Linked DNA regions of Mus musculus: region 2 is linked to region 1. A link is a loop called in an ENCODE intact Hi-C map of the cell type or tissue named here. Cell type or tissue: heart. All regions are shown on one strand.

Evidence for each region. Hi-C counts contacts between places; a loop is a spot of excess contacts. Peaks named below come from ENCODE experiments on the same cell type or tissue, not always from the same donor. Only the 100,000 strongest peaks of a DNase experiment are listed, where the experiment ranks them.
Region 2: a loop joins it to region 1, with 2.7 times the contacts of the local background. A loop is called at or near these places in 3 of 42 quality-filtered maps.

The regions. Positions count from the first base shown.
Region 1 is chr10:76,619,145-76,627,144 of GRCm38, reverse strand. Col6a2 (collagen, type VI, alpha 2) reads left to right here and starts at 3,741. Exons shown (of 28, transcript NM_146007.2): 1 at 3,741-3,894. In heart, a CTCF peak has its summit at 3,710 (motif pointing left); a DNase peak (open chromatin) is centred at 3,714; H3K4me3 peaks cover 1,451 bases; H3K27ac peaks cover 1,949 bases.
Region 2 is chr10:76,443,178-76,451,177 of GRCm38, reverse strand. It overlaps 2610028H24Rik (RIKEN cDNA 2610028H24 gene), which reads right to left and starts at 2,097. Exons shown (of 8, transcript NM_029816.2): 1 at 1,857-2,097; 2 at 509-545. The coding sequence starts at 1,919. In heart, no CTCF peak of the experiment used is centred here; a DNase peak (open chromatin) is centred at 3,047; H3K4me3 peaks cover 576 bases; H3K27ac peaks cover 1,294 bases.

The DNA.
Region 1 (8,000 bases):
CCTGAGCGAAAGGAACTAAAACCATCCTTTGAAATATAATCAATATATCCAGGGCCAAAAGCAACACTCCTGGATCTAGAATGTTCCCACAGATGTCTCAAGCATAAGGAAGCCACTGATGGTCTTCCAAGAGCTACTGCAGTCTTTCAAGGGCCTAAGAACATAGGTAGAAGGAGTGACAGAATTGCTCACTGTGACAGGGTACTCATGCATGTCTTGTTTCTCTGGTCTCCCAAACAGTAAAGAATACACATGATGTTTATTGTCCTAGCATCTCCCAGAAACAGGATCAAAACCAAACCAAACAAACAAAAAATAAGACAAACAAGCAAAAGTCCTGTGACTTTTGTTCTCTACATTCTCCCTGGTGGCAGGGAATGACACTTAACTAGGGGGCATCCTTGAGCAGGTAGCCAATCTCTCAGGACCCGTCATGGATTGGCACTCAGAAGGTACAGCGTTTGCAGGGATGGCTCTGGGTTGCCTCATGTCAGCTCAGTAGAGCCTCAGTGGCTACTACAGAGAGATGAGCAGCTTGGAAATGGAGCTGAGGAGGAAGAGGAAGGCAAGCTAGTCCTCCCATGGCTTTGGGATGTGAGCAGACCTCTTCTCCTCCATAGGCAGTGAAGGCCAAAGGCTCATCCCTCCAGAGCCCTCATCGACATAAGCAGATTTTCATTGAAAAGAAAAAAAATGGGATGTCTAGAATCCTTGCTATGGCGTGAAGTCAGCTACTGCCTCAAGACAAGACCCATGGATCGACTGTGTGAGCTACAATCACATTCTTGGACCAGAAGAAAGAGAATTGGGGCATGTACTTGCCTCCCCCACCCGAACCTCTGATGACCGCCCTTTCAGCCACGACTCCTTATAATTATACAGGATCCCAAATCCTTTCTCCAAAAGGGAATCCTGATGACATCCTGTGCCTCCAGGAAAGCGTCCACTCAGACCTAAGGTCTAATCATCCTTAAGTTGATTTAGCATCCCCTTTCCCTAATGTACAAACACCCAAATGAGCAACAGTCAATAGCCTGATTGTCCATTCTGTCTGTTCATTGTATGAGCTTCAAAATCCTGTCCCCAGGGCTCTCCTCGCTGCTCCTATGAATATGTGCCAGCTAGCTCTTCCAACTCTATCAAGTGCAGATTCTGTTTCATCTGCTCCAACCCTACACATCCCCACACTAGGGGACTTCTCCTCAGTCCTCAGGCAGCCTCCAGTGGGGCTCTAATCACGCCCTCAAAGCATTGTTCATCACTAGGAGGAATGGCTGACTTAGAAAAGATCACCCTGTCTGCGGGCCTCAAGAGCCAGGGGTACACAAGGCCACATATGCAGTTTCCATGGATGTCCAACCCAGGTGTCTCTCAAATGTGCCTGGAGCCAAGTGGGCCTCCCTGTCATCTCAGAACAAGGCACGATTTCCTTTAGCTATTAGAGAGACACTAAGAGGCCCTCTGGTATCAGAAGGAGCCCTTCGCTGATGGCTAAGCGTCTTGGTCTCCAGCTGTCCCTCTACAGGACATCAAAGCATCTCAGGAGTAACCATCCCACCCCATTGTCCTCCACATCCTTCAGATTCCCGTTCTGCCACATTGAGGTGTTCCCTGGTCTAGCCCAGGGTAAAACCTGCAACAGTTTACTCTCTTGTACTACAGACAATATCCCCCAATCAAGGCAGCGTCCTCTCGTTGTCTTCTGCCAGTGAATGGTTACTTTGTTGCCCCTTTCTCCACCCCTGCGGCCCTTCTGGATGCTAATGGAAATCCTCTGAGAAGCAGGGATCAGATGCAACTGACTTGGCAATGCTTGGGAAGACACAGAGCTGGTAGCCACAGGTATTGGAGCCTCTGGTGAGACAAACCCCTGTGAGGAGCTGGTGGGGAAACTTCAGCCTTGTCACTCCTAAATTGTCTTGGAGAACTAATCCCTCGAAAGATTCAGATCTTGGGATCTGTCAGCGTCCTTTTGCTGGAGAGCAGCCAAGACAGGAAGAATACAAAAGCTGAGGCATGGCCAGGTCAGCTGCGGTCTTCCATGGCTGGAGCACAAGCCTGAGCCTCTTGCTCATGGGCACCAATGCAGCTGTCACACACAGACACACCGTGACACAGACAGATGCTCTCTTTCAGGAGCGCGCGCACACACACACAAACACACACACACACACACACAGAGACAGAGACAGACAGACAGACAGACAGACAGACAGACAGAGATAGAGACAGAGAGACAAAGAAACGGAGAGAAAAAGACAGAGTCAGTGATAGAGAGAGGCATAGAGATAGAGAGACAGAGAGATGCAGAAACAAAGAGATAGAGACAGAGAGATGAGAAAGATACAGAGAAGGAGAAACAGAGGGAGAAACAGAGAGAGATAGAGAGACAAAGAGAGGGGGAGGGAGAGAGAGAGAGATGCAAATACCATACATAAGACACTCATGCATACTTACACCTCTGGCTCTAGTCCCTCCCTACCCTCTCAAAAGACCTCCAGCACAGAGCACGGCACACAGCAATAGCTGGCACTGCCCATGAAAGGCTGGTACTGATGCTGCATTGCTAATAGTCAGGTCAGGGCTCCAGGTCCTAGGGACTGCAAGTGGTAAGTGGTACAGGCTGATATCTCTCAGGCTGGGACCTGTAGGGACAGCTTTCAGCTCCCAAGAGGTCACCTTAATGGCATTTTCCTATTCCTTAGAAGAAACACTGGTCCTCCATTACTACTTAGGCACAAGGATCCAAGACACTGTGGAAGGTGCCTTGAGCCAACTTCTCAGGTGTGAGACATCAGAAGAAAGAGATGACAAAGCTTCAATGGGCAGAGGCAGGAAGGTCCTAAAGACAAGGACCTCCAGCAATATGGGCTTACCAAAAGTAGTTCCTCCCTGGACAGGAGGGGGTAGGGGGAGAACACAGAGTGGGACTGGAAGTCAGGGGCTAGATCAGAGATTTACTCAGCTGTATGAGAAACAAGCCTCATCACCCCCACTACCCTGCACCCTTGAGAACTGCCCCGAATTGAGCCCCTTCCCTATCCCTGCCTGTACTTCTCAGAGCCAGTCCTACTCCAGGCTAGAAAGTTAAGGCCCTAGCCATAGCTTATGCACCCTGCCAGCGATGTGAGCAGACCCCACTCAAAGCCGACCTCTGGGATTCTTGGAGGAAAGGGTTATATACCAATGCCAGGGCTCCTACATCTATGCCTGGTCCTCTTGCCTCTTCAGGGCCCTATCAACTTCCAGGAGCCTCAATACCAATTCAGGGCCCGCTGAACCCCAAAGACATACGTTCTTTGCATCCCTTCACTGCACTTTGAAGTTCAACCCCACATCCCGCCCAACTTCAGTCAGAATACTGGGGGTGGGGGGAGCGGGGGAGGGAGCCCTGGCCCAACAGGATAAGAATAGCTTCTACGGGGGGGGGGGGGGGGGGCTCCTTCCTTTACGTAGAGGAGGAGGGAGCTTGAGCAAAGGTCTGGGAGACCTAGGAGTCCAGAGGCTTGCAAGGAAAAATAAAAAAGTCACCAGGCACTACAGCACAGAGATGGTCCAGCTCCAACCCTGCTGCGTGTCCTGGCCACTCCCTCCCCTCGCCTTCCTTTCCTCCCCTCCCCCAGCTCATTCCCCAGCTTCATCTTAGTCCGTCCAGCAGCCCCACCCGCTGACCCCGCCCATCCGCGGGGCCGCAGCGCCCCCCAGCGGTCGAGTTTTCCAGGCATCCGCCCGCCCGGGACAGAGTTAAAGTGGGAGGCCCCTGGCTTGGTCCCCTCCCGTTCAGTCCCGGGCCGCGCCTGGGTCCCCTCCCTCCTACCCACTCGGCGCCCGCACCTCGGGCCGTCAGGACCCGGGCTGTCCTCGGGAAGTACCCAGGCATCTTCTCCAAGCCAGGTAAGCTTCTTCGCATGGTGTCCAGCTGGGACACGCGGGAAAAGGGGGAACAGGATTCGGGGGCTGCACCTCAGGGGTCTAAGGTGAGCACAGTTCTACCCAAACCGAAGGTCCTGCCCCAGGTTCTAGTCTCCAGGTGGCCCCTAGGCCTCTGTTCGACAGAGCCTGGTTGGGGTGCAGGCTTCTTATTCTAGACTCCACAGCTTTCTGCTCACCACTGACAGACCAGATCCCTGCTCCTTCCCCAGTCCTCAGAGTGTCTCACATCTGGTCAGACCCATGGCCATTGCTAGCAGGTCTGAGTTGTCTCCCAAGGGTTAAGGAACCTAAATTGCCTCAATGGGAAAATACGCTGTGACTTGAACCTGCACACAGTCCGTTGTTAGCCTCTCCGTAGGCCCTAAGGAAGAAGGGTAGTCTTCATGGGGAAGGAAGGTAACAGAGCCACTTGAACTAGTTCCTCAGATGGACTTCAAGGGTACTCTGCGGGAGGCAGAGAAGGGAGTCTCAGGTCCCAGCAGTGGGCTAGCCAGGTGCTCTCAAGGGGACACCTCGCCATCTCGAGGTACTCCCACTGTGCTTAAGGAGAGACCAGGCAGGAATCATAAAGATGAGGGTGGACCCAGGAATAATAAAGTCTGTCACTCTTGGCTCTATCCTAGCCCTGAGACTCCCTTGGGCACTCCAGTCCCTTGGGGACTCCAGTGGGCAACCTCAGAGACACCTCTCCTATAGACAGCAACACAGCCCCCTCGTGAAGCCTGGGTATTCTGGGGGTATCTCCATACTCATCTGAGGACATGGAGCCAAGTGCCATAGAGGGACAAGGTACCAACAAGGAACATTTAAGGTCCAGATTAAGTTGCTGGGTTCCTCCCCTTCCCCCAGTTAAATAGTTCTGGCTCTTGAGGCTAGCACACACATAGCAAAGGAAAAAAAGAAACAGGGCATTTGCAGCTTCATCTCACAGAAACTGGAGGTTACACAGGTGTCTGGGATCCCTTAGAGAGAAAAGGTGGGGCCAGAGACTGGGCTTGGACCTAGGGTCCCAGGGAACAGGTGATACCAATTGGGAGGGGTTGAACATAGGGGTTTAGAGCATCCATTCTGAAAGCTGTGCTTCAGTCTTGGGAACAGTGCGTTTCCCAGTGAAATGGTGTTGGGGAGCCAGCACAGACCTTGGAAGAAGTAGTCAAGACTACTGCCACTTGGGCAGTTTGTGTGCTGGAGGGTGGGTTCCTTCCTGTCCAGCAGTGATTTGCCAGCAAATCCAGTGAGCTCTTCTTTAGAGAGGCCTCTAAGGAGGTCTCTCGGCAGGGCATGGGAAGCTACGGGCATCGGAGGTTCTTTGATATGACTCTCAGAATCCAGCCAGCCTCGTTGTGTCTCTTTTGTCCATTCATGAAATCTGAGAGTCTAGAACCCCCACTGCACATGAGCAAACCTAGGGGTACTGCACATGAGCAAACCTAGGAACCCAGCCTCTGCCCTCAGTACTGGCTGGTCCAAACTATGGGCAGCATCTCCATGAGTGCCCACTGGAGATCCAAGACACAAATGCCAGATAGACAAGGGGCAGCTTCCTAGTCCACACGGCAGGGAACTGGCATAAGGAGTGGGGAGTTCTGTTCTGAGGGGCCCAGGTTCCACTCATTGCCCGTTACCCACCAGAGAAGCTGGACAGAACGCATGCCATCTACTCTCTGGCTCTCTGCTAATCTACCCATTGTGGTGTGCAATGCTTGAGGTTTGTTCTACTTAGCTATGTGGTGAGACCCTGGAGAGGAGGGAAAGGGGTGTGTGTGTGTGTGTGTGTGTGTGTGCGCGCGCGTGCGCACACACACACATATATACATATATACATATATACATATATATGTGTGTGTATACATACATATATATGTGTGTGTGTATACATACATATATATGTGTGTATGTGTGTATATATATGCATATATATTCTTTGAATAAATAAAGATGTACCCAGAAATGGAGGAGTTATATTATTTGGCAGTTCTGTTTATAATCTTTGGAGACACCTCCAGGGTTCTGACACCAATGTGCTTACATTCTCATCAGCTGTACTCAGGGTCCCAAATTCCTTTATATCCCCAATGCTTGTCATTTTCTAATTGGTTGGTTTCATGGTGTGTGTGTGTGTGCGCGCGTGCGTACATGCACACTCAAGCACCCAGATTCAAACCTAAGACAAGTTTCAACTTACTTGCACATGTTAGGCAAATGCTGTACCACTGAGCCACACCCCCAATCCTGTGCTGCAATTGTTTTTAATATTAAATAGGTGTATCAAACTGGCTATTAGGTTTCAACTTTCACCTGTAATTAATTTGAGTTTTCTTCGAAAAAGTTTTTGTTGATCTAGGCAAATATTTATGTTTTCTATTTATGGGGTTTCATTTCATAGACTTTCTCCATTTTTTTTCTAGTTTGTGTCTTGTGTGTCCTTTCTTCATCTCTATTATTCTCTGACAGGCATGGATGCATCTGTTGTGCCTTTTCTAGTCCCTTCAATTGTACACTAGGTTACTGATCTGAGCTCTTTTTGGGGGGGGGGGGTTTGGTGTAAGCTGTTACAGCTGTGAGCTTCTCCTCTTAGAAATGATTCTGCTATGTTTTAGAAATGTCTTATTAATTTTTATTCGTTTCAAGTGTTTTCTTACTTCCCTTGTATTTTTTTTCCATTTTTTATTAGGTATTTAGCTCATTTACATTTCCAATGCTATACCAAAAGTCCCCCATACCCACCCACCCCCACTCCCCCTTTTTGGCCCTGGTGTTCCCCTGTACTGGGGCATATAAAGTTTGCGTGTCCAATGGGCCTCTCTTGTATTTTTTTTTTTACTTGTTGGTTATTTTAAGAGCATGGTATTTAATTTCCACAATGCTAGGAGGTCCCAGTCTCCCCTTGTTACTAACCTCTAGGTTGGCTCCACTGGGATCTAAGATGTTCTTTAGGGTGTCTGTCTGGGCAAAGCTATTGACCTGGGCATTTTTGTGTCTTCCATTGCTTCCCCTCTCAATGAAGTGACTTCTCGAGTAATGAAAGGGCTGGAACTTCATTCTCTGCTTTATTTTCTGTCTCCATGTTGGAGTCATTCATTCAAAAGCAGTGATGGAACCACAGGAAACAGGAAAGCTGCTGTGTGTGCCCAGGGAGGGTCGTCTCGGAAAGAGCCCAGGAAGACCTCACATTCACAGTTCTACTTCAGGCTGATTCTTGTCACAGAGGCTGTCTGTAGCCATCAGAGTCAAAATTTTAAAACCTCAAATCAGCACGGAGGCAGAGATTCTGGGTTGCAGAGTTACTCCATTATTAGGCTCAAATCTCTGGTTTTCAGTAAACCATCGGAAAGAATGTGAAAGAAGAGGGACAGATCGTCCAGAATGGAAGAGAAAAGAATTGTCATATATATATATATATATATATATATATATATATATATATATATATGTATATGTGTGTATAGTACATATCTATATATCTATATATAGAGAGATAGTATATATCTATATATCTATGTATATATATAGATATGTAGATATAGTAGATATCTATAAAATCAGTAGATTTATATATCAGTATATATATATATATATGTAAATCAGTATATATATATGTACATATATATATATATATATATATATATATATATATAGAGAGAGAGAGAGAGAGAGAGAGAGAGAGAGAGAGATGAAGAAAGAAGGGGTGGATACGTGACTCAGTGGTAGAGTGCTTGGCTAATAAAGAGAAGAAATAAATCAATAGAACCTGTATATGAGAACAGCCCACTGGTAGGTCTACTAGACAAAGACTTTAAAATAGTCATCTTTAAAATGCTTAAAGAACTAATGGAAGATATAAAGGACATTAGAAAATAATTTATGGATAAAATGAAAGTGTCGATGAGGTGCCAGGAAAAAAAACTAAAAATAAACCCAAAATATGAAAAGTACAGACTTGAAATGAAAGTCTTACTAGAGAGAGAGTCTGAGGCATGTTTGAGCAGCCAGAAGAGAGGTTCGGTGAACTTAAGTCAGAACGTGAAAAACTGTCAAGTCTGTGGAGCAGAAAGAAAATTCTCAAG
Region 2 (8,000 bases), 180 kb after region 1:
ACATCCATCCTAAAGGAGAGGCCGGGGTTGGAGCAGGGAGAGCAGGGGCTATGGTAGAGAGGGAAAGACCTGGTTAGAGTCAGCCTAGAGGATTTTCTTGGTCATGTAAGGCATTGGACAGTAGAACAGATCTCCCTTGATGCTGCAGCATCCTATAAAGAAGGAGGTCTCCACGGGCCCAGTCATACCTCCATAGCCCTGGCTTCAAAGCCTGGCCCAGGGACTGAGAAGGAAAAGCTTGAGACCCCGCCCACCCCTGCAACCCGAACAATGCGAGTCTGAGTTAACAGGCAGAATTTCTGCACTGAACAACTTGAGGTAGGTCACCTGACCTCATCTACAAGATGCACTCCCTCTAGGAGCCTGCTGGCTAACGGTGTGTGTGTGCGTGCACTAGTGCACGCGTGTATGCGTGTGTGCGTGTGTTGTTCTAGCCTGCTCTGCCTGCCCCTCTTCTTGTCTGCTCCCCTTCTTCCCTGGATGTGCCCACGCCATCTTTAGCTCTTACCTGCTCTGTCCATGCTGTCCCGTTCCTGCTCCAGCATCTAAGAGGGAGAAGCTGTGATGGTGACTCGGCTCCAGGTTGGTGAGTGGGGTCTGCACTGCCCACCTGCCTAGGTAGCTGATGTGCCAAAAGCTCCGGGGGTTGGGGTGGTCAGCATCCAAAAGGAAGTATGGTAAGAAGCGCTTGGAAAAGTGAGTAGGTGGAGGCAAGGGCCCCCATTCTGTTAAGGATTATTCTGGTAATGTTCTCGAATGTAATGTACGCTCTCCATCCTAAACCCAGAGGGACGATGCTACCTGGAGGAAACCTTAAGGTGATGCTCTGCAGAGACACAACACAGTAGGACATCCTGATGCACAGCACAGAGTATCCTGATAGGACTCCAAGTGTTTCCCTACTGGGGCCCAATGGGGACACAGTGATGGGAACCAAGATAGACGATCTGATGGTCCACAAGAGGGCTCTCTTATGAGTCCCAAGGATTACCCTGAAGATCCTGAGAGAGAGATGCTCTGGACAGATTGCTGAGTAGCAATCCTTGCAGAGACTACCCTCAGGGCCTATCCAGGGCCACCTGGGCCCTGAATTTGGGATTCTGGGGTTTGGTAATAGATAGCAACAGGGGGCTGGAGAGATAACTCAGTGGTTAAGAGCATGGACTGCTCTTCCAAAGGTCCTGAGTTCAAATCCCAGCAACCACATGGTGGCTCACAACCATCTGTAACGAGATCTGATGCTCTCTTCTGGAGTGTCTGAAGACAGCTACAGTGTACTCACATATAATAAATAGATAATTTTTTAAAAATAGATAGCCATAGAAGAAGAGCAATGCAGGCAGAGTGTACAGAGCTTCTACGCTATCTCCCCGGGGTAAGCGGGGGATAGCTAGCCCATGGGAACTATGCTTAGTTGTGTGCACAGGCAGGTACGCTGCTGATCGTAAATCACTCCAAATTTCATCGATGGTTGCAAAGATGGAGAAGACTGGGCATGGCCAGCTTTTTCCCCGGGAAGTTGGGCTCAGTCTCCACAGTAAGGAGTATCCCTTTAAACACTGGAGCCTGAAGGTGCAGGAGCTCTGTAGGGCCATGCCCTAGAAGTACACTTGCTGGTGGGCACAGACTGCCTCCTGACTTTGGAAACTGCTAGAAAACACACACACACACACACACACACACACACACACACACACACAAAGCATACAAGAAGCCATAGCTGTTCATTAGGAAGCCAGACGCAGGGAAAGGGTTTGCAGGGTCTAGAAGCAGGGACTTCTCCTGGCTGTCTGCAGAGGAGGGAGATTTGAGTGAAGCAAGGGATTAACAACAGTAGTGGAGAGGCTCTGTTTTACCTGTTCCAGGAGTTGTAACCTCAGCCGGGTCATCTGATCTGCCATCGAGGAGTCCAACGTCATGACAACTGAATAAGGGGCCTGCAGAGAAGTAGGAGACTGAAAGTCCTCACTCTGCCTTGGCCCTTCGTTATGTATAACAAAGAGCCCCCTCAGGGATCATGGTGCCTCAAGACAGGTAAATGGGAGACTGACTGGTCCCTTCCCTGGACCACAGTGCCAGAGCCTGCCCTGAAGTCTGTGACAGTTGCTAGCCTGTGAGGAAGGGAGGTCCTGGGTTGCCAGGACACCTCTGAGAGTCCTTTCTTGGCTCTGTGTCCCCAAATGGGTCACCTGTAAACACTGACTCACGGGTGTTGCCAGGCACGGATCAGTGGGGAGGTAAAAGGCCAGGGAGACAATACTTCAGATTCCTCCAGATGCCGCTTACCCCGGGGAGATAGTGTAGAAGACTCCTGGAGGACTCCTCATTGCCCCTAGACCTACACCACACCATTCTGGTCACTTGCCACTGCCTCTAGGACACTCTTGTCCTTCCTTGAAACCCTCAAAGTAAAAAGGCAGTGTGGCTGGATACCTAGGAGACCATCAGACAGGAGCTCCCTGAGGGTTTCAGGAAACTCTTTGTGGCAGAGACTTTGGCCAGAGAGGGGTCAAAGGCAGTGCCTAAGGGGACCCTGGGACAGAGAGTGCACTGGCATAGAGAACACAGACAGGAATTTAAAAGGGGGGGGGAATATATGGGGTTGAGATTCTAAACCAGATGGGATGTAAGTCAATCACCCTATGAACTTATGAAACAACCAGGGTAGGGTCGACACCCTGGAGCCTAGGTAACCCTGGAAATTGCAACAGATCAAACGGGAGTTAGAGGGACATATGTAGACAAGGAAAGCAACAGCAGACTCCCTGAGATGGTGGCTACTTGGTCCCAGAAGGCATTGCTAGGAGAGATAGCAAAGCCTGGGACTGGGTATCTAAACAGGGCCAATAAAGGAAAGGGGACGCTGTGCTCAGCTGGGACACTGATGATGTTTTCTCTCGGTTTGACTGGGCTTTCTGGGAATTAATGCTTTTCTTATCATGCAGTATTGAAGGTACGATCTATCAACACAGCTTACCCCTGCGATGCTGACCCTGGCTCCCTGGCCTAGAAGGAGCTAACTGGCTTCTCTGTTGTGAAATGCCTGTCCTCGTCCTGTCCTCTTTGGTAGGCAGTTGCTAGGGGCAGTAAATGTTTACAGGGTAGGGAGCACATGAGAGAATATCTGTGTTCCTTACGTCGATGGCTTTTAGTACTAAAAATAAATTGAAATAAGATCCAAGAACTACACTTACAGAGTTTCTCTCGAGATTCCATGCCAAGAACTTTCTGAGGATGTTGGCACAGGCGAGCTGGGCACGTGCCAGTTGTAAGAAATTGAACTGCATAAAACCTGAGACTCAGGTATGACTCTGGGCTCTGGTGGTTCTCGGGAAGTCTGATCTTGCTATCTTTCTGGCCCCTTCATCTAAGGAGCCTAGCTCCCTCTCTTGTTTGCACAAAACACCCAATTCTGAATCCGGGACTCAAGAAGTCTCAACTCGCCAGAGAGGACCGTAAACCCACGGAGGAATGCTACTTTGTGGCAATGTCAAACCTTCTGTTGTTTTTTTTGTTTGTGTTGTGGTCACTTAGCTGCATGGCTTATCCTGAGGCTGCCGGGCAAGACCTTTGATAAAGTGTTACTCCTGTGAGTGAAGGGAAGGAGTTGTTACTGCTTTTACTCTGAGAGGGAGCTAAGGCCAGCATGCATTCCCCGTCCTGGTCCTGTGACCACAACAAGCCATGTTCAACTGGAGGTGTGGGGGTCAGGTATAAACAGAACAAAGAACCCCCAGAGCTCACTGATCTACTGTCAAGAAGGCATGTGGTGCGCTCAGATGGTGGGGTTTATCTGAGGAAAGACAAGAAGAGCATGCCCAGGCCTGTCCTCCTTCCCCTCTATCCTTCTTCCCATGTCACCGCCTAGTTACAGACATATAGGGAGGGAGTTGGGCTATCCTACTGGCTTCCCTAGACAGAGATGCAGCATGGTTGAGTTTTGGGGGTGTTGACCCTTCTCCACATGGGGAAACCATCAAAGATACTCAAATAGCTTAAGAACAGCAAGGTTATCCTGAGCCCACACCTCCTTCCCTTAGGAACCATATTTGCCAATAAACAAATGGCTTCTGATTTCTCTTGATAAAGTGTTTTCTGTCCGGCTGGGGCGCATGCCTTTAATCCCAGCACTCGGGAGGCAGAGGCAGGCAGATTTCTGAGTTCGAGGCCAGCCTGATCTATAGAGTGAGTTCCAGGACAGCCAGGACTACACAGAGAAACCCTGTCTTGGGGGAAAAAGAAAGTGTTTTCTGACACCAGAAGGACCCTCCTTCCCCATTGAGATAGGCTCCTAATAGTAAGGACAGTCTGGAGGGGGGCCACTTATGATGTGCACAGTAGCCAAGGTTACTAGCAAAGACCCTCTCTGCTGCAGTAGGTGTGATGCGGCTACAAACTTTTGACTTTAAAAAACAAAAACAAAAACAACCCATATCTTCCGTTGTCTCTGTCTTCCTAGGCACAAGCCTGCTCTTGGCAAGCCAGTTAGAGAACTAACTCAATATTCTCTCAAGTGACTTTGAAACTCTCTCTAGCGGATAACTTCAGCGCAAATGCTTGCTTGGTATTTCCTGTTTGTCCCCACTCATGCTATTCACAGCCTCTGTGTGAGGCCTGAGTGTGTGTGTGTGTGTGTGTGTGTGTGTGTGTTTTAAGGGGATATGTTTGCAATGGGAGGAAGTTAGAGTAGTTGGGGGAGAAGAGGGTCTGGGTTGTTTTGTGGGTGTAGAGCCTGGGAGCTTGTGATAGGTGTCACAGGTATACAGTAATGGGGAACTAGATACCAAACCACTTGGGGTATGGCTGGAGGGGCAGATAAGGGAACCAATGGCTCTTCCAGACAAACAGAAACCTGCTTCACAAGTTAATGGGAAATGGTGACTTAAGGCTAATGTTTTAAACCACTAGCAATCCTCCTGTTTACTGGTCAGAGTCCAGGCTGAGCCGGGCCTGTCATTTATGGCATTGACAGTGGTAAAGCCATGTTGGGGGCGGGGGAAGGGAGGAGTCCACTTTGGACCTAGCATTGATGTCATGAGATTGCAGACTCAAGGAGATGACAAGAGGAAGCTCTTGAGTGCTAGGTTTAAAACTTTTGTTTGCCTTTCTGCAATGGCCTCCAGCTCCTTAGCCTCCACAGGGGTGAGTGTCAGAGAGCAGAGGAAGACTTGGTCATTAAAACACAGACACCTCCATTCCAGGGGAAGATACCTCCCTGGCTGATCACACGCTGAAGCAGGGCTCCAAAGGCAGGCGCAAGGTCCTTGGTGAAGCTCCAGCTGGTCACAGCAGTTGTTTCCTCATTATTGGTTACCTAAATAACCAGCTGCCCTCTTGGAGCATCAGAGAGCTACCGGAATACCCACCATTCTCATTATTGCTCAAACTCAAGCAAAACTCACATCTGATTATTCAAGCCTTTCTGCCTACGTATCACTTTAATGCAGTGAGTGTTTTGAACTGTTTGTGTGTAGCCTCAGAATGGAATCAACACCGAAGCCTTAAGTTTTCATAGCCCGTGGAGTGCTACATATAGCTTTACCTAAATCTGTTTGGGATGGCTGGGGGATGGGGGAGTGGGGTTGGGGGAGTGGGGTTGGGGGAGGGGAGACTGCCAGTAGAATGCCTTGTTCTGATTATGTGATAGGATAGTTACTGTGTGTTTAAAAGCTTCACATATAGAACAAAAAAAAAAAATGTCAGATAATCTGGGCAGTGGTGGCATACGCCTTTAATCCCAGCACTTGGGAGGCAGAGGCAGGGGGATTTCTGAGTTCAAGGCCAGCCTGATCTACAGAGTGAGTTCCAGGACAACCAGGGCTACACAGAGAAACCCTGTCTCGAAAAAAACAAAAACAAACAACAAAAAAGGATGTCAGACAAAACAAAGAGCAGCTGCCTTTTGCTGCTGGGGTCACTTCTTTCCCACCCCACCCCCAAAGAAGTTAGCCACTTCATGTCCCCGCAGCCTCAGCCTTCCTTTTCTCTGTTACTCTCACTTTCAAAGAAGTTAGCCACTTCATGTCCCCGAAGCCTCAGCCTTCCTTTTCTCTGTTACTCTCACTTTCCTGGCTTCCGAGGGCATCCTGTGTCTCAAGCCTGATGCTTACCATGTCTTCACATTGGTCGTCCTCCCAGGATATCCAGTTCTCTGTCTAGCCTATGGGTTGAGCTGGGTGGCACTCCTTGATGACCACCCCTTATCCCAGACTCTTATATAGCATTCCTCAAGAGCAGCAAGTGCCCTCAGACCCCAAGGCATTGCTCTAGCCCCCCCAATTTTATTTTAAATTAGATTTTAAAGACATTTTATTATTTTAATTATGTATGTGTATGTATGTGTCTGTACATGAGTATTTGCATGTGGTTGCCAGTACTGACAAGGTCAGAGGCAGCTAATCCCCCTTGGAGCTGGCATTATAGGCAGTTGTGAGCTGTTTGACATGGTTGCTAGGAACCAAACTCTGGTCCTTTGTAAGAGCAGTATGCACTCAATGCTGGCTGCTAGTTCTCTGTTAACCTGGGACAAGTTATAGTCGTCTGAGAGAATTTAGATGCCAGAACCCACATCTGGTTCTAAGAGAAGGGAACCCCACTGCAGAAAATGTCTTCTTAACATTGGGCTTTAAGCAAGCAAGTCTTTTTATTTTATATTTACATAGGGTCTCTCTTTTTAGCCCTGGCTGGCCCTGAACTCAGAGACCCACCTCTCCAGTGCTGGGTATAAGACACGTGCCACTATACGAAGCAGGGATTTCCTTAGTGAGTGAGGGGGTAATTTAGATCCCAGAACCCACATCTGTTGACGCACAATTGCCTGTAACTCCAGCTTTAGGGCATTTAACACCCTCTTCTTACCTCTAAGGATACCTGCCAGTTCCACACAGAGACACAAACATACTCATAGTTCAAAGAAATAAATATTATTAGGTATTTATTTATACTTTAAAAATTATTTTATGGGTACCAATGTGCGCCACATGAGTTTTTGGTGCCCTCAGAAGCCAGAGGTGTGCATCAGATCCTCTGAACTGGAGTAACAATTGTGAGCCACCATTGGGTACTGCGAATCAACTGGGGGTTCTCTGGAAGAGCAGCTAATGCTCTTAACTGCTGATCTCTCCAGTCCTTTAAGTTTTGATATGTAAAATATGACCGACCACCCTTCAAACATTCCTTAAATATTGCATGGCTCAAAGACTGAGACCAACATATCCTAGAGGATAGGTCTGTCCAGAGGGACCCCCACCCACTCAGTGTTTTCATCAGTGCAAGAGACACTTCCTAAGAGGCTTGAAGTCTTTTGAGTCATGAAAGTGAAACAATTTATTTTTTGGATCTTGTAAAGTTGGGTGTCAGCCTAGAGAGAAGGCAAAAACGGCTGTCATGCAGATTTGGTATAAAATAGGTTTTATAGCCCTTACGGCATTTCCCTGTTCCCAAATTCCACACTACTGAGTTCTTCAGGAGGATTCATTCTTATAGGCATTACCCTCTCTCCAGCTTCCCTATCCTATCCGTGCAGGATGCAAAGCTCTTGACATATATCCTGGAGCTCAGATCCTCTCCTTTTATGTTAGTCATGTTAACAGCCTGCAACGTTTCAACCCAATGATAAATTAATAAATGTTAGGCAAGAAAGAACCTGCTGCCGGCTAGGGAATCCAAGGGCCCAATCCTCCTAATTTCCTGTAATCCACCGATGAGCTTTAAACGCGCCTCTTACTACAAATGGACCATAGTTTCTTTATTTCCTTATGGCAGAAAGACTTTCCTGGTAGAGGTGATGGATGGAGTGAGAGTCAGGTGCCTGAACACACAGCGACTCTGTACATTGAAGCGTGTGCGTGAATGCAAAACGGCCCTGGGTGGCAACTCTGGGGTCCACTGGGGACAGCGGTCTAAGTTTTAGGTGTCATTCAATGAGTAACTCTGGCTATACTCTGTTCTTTGGATTTGGATTGAAGACAGGGGACCGTGTTCAGGAGGGGCCGAAGTGG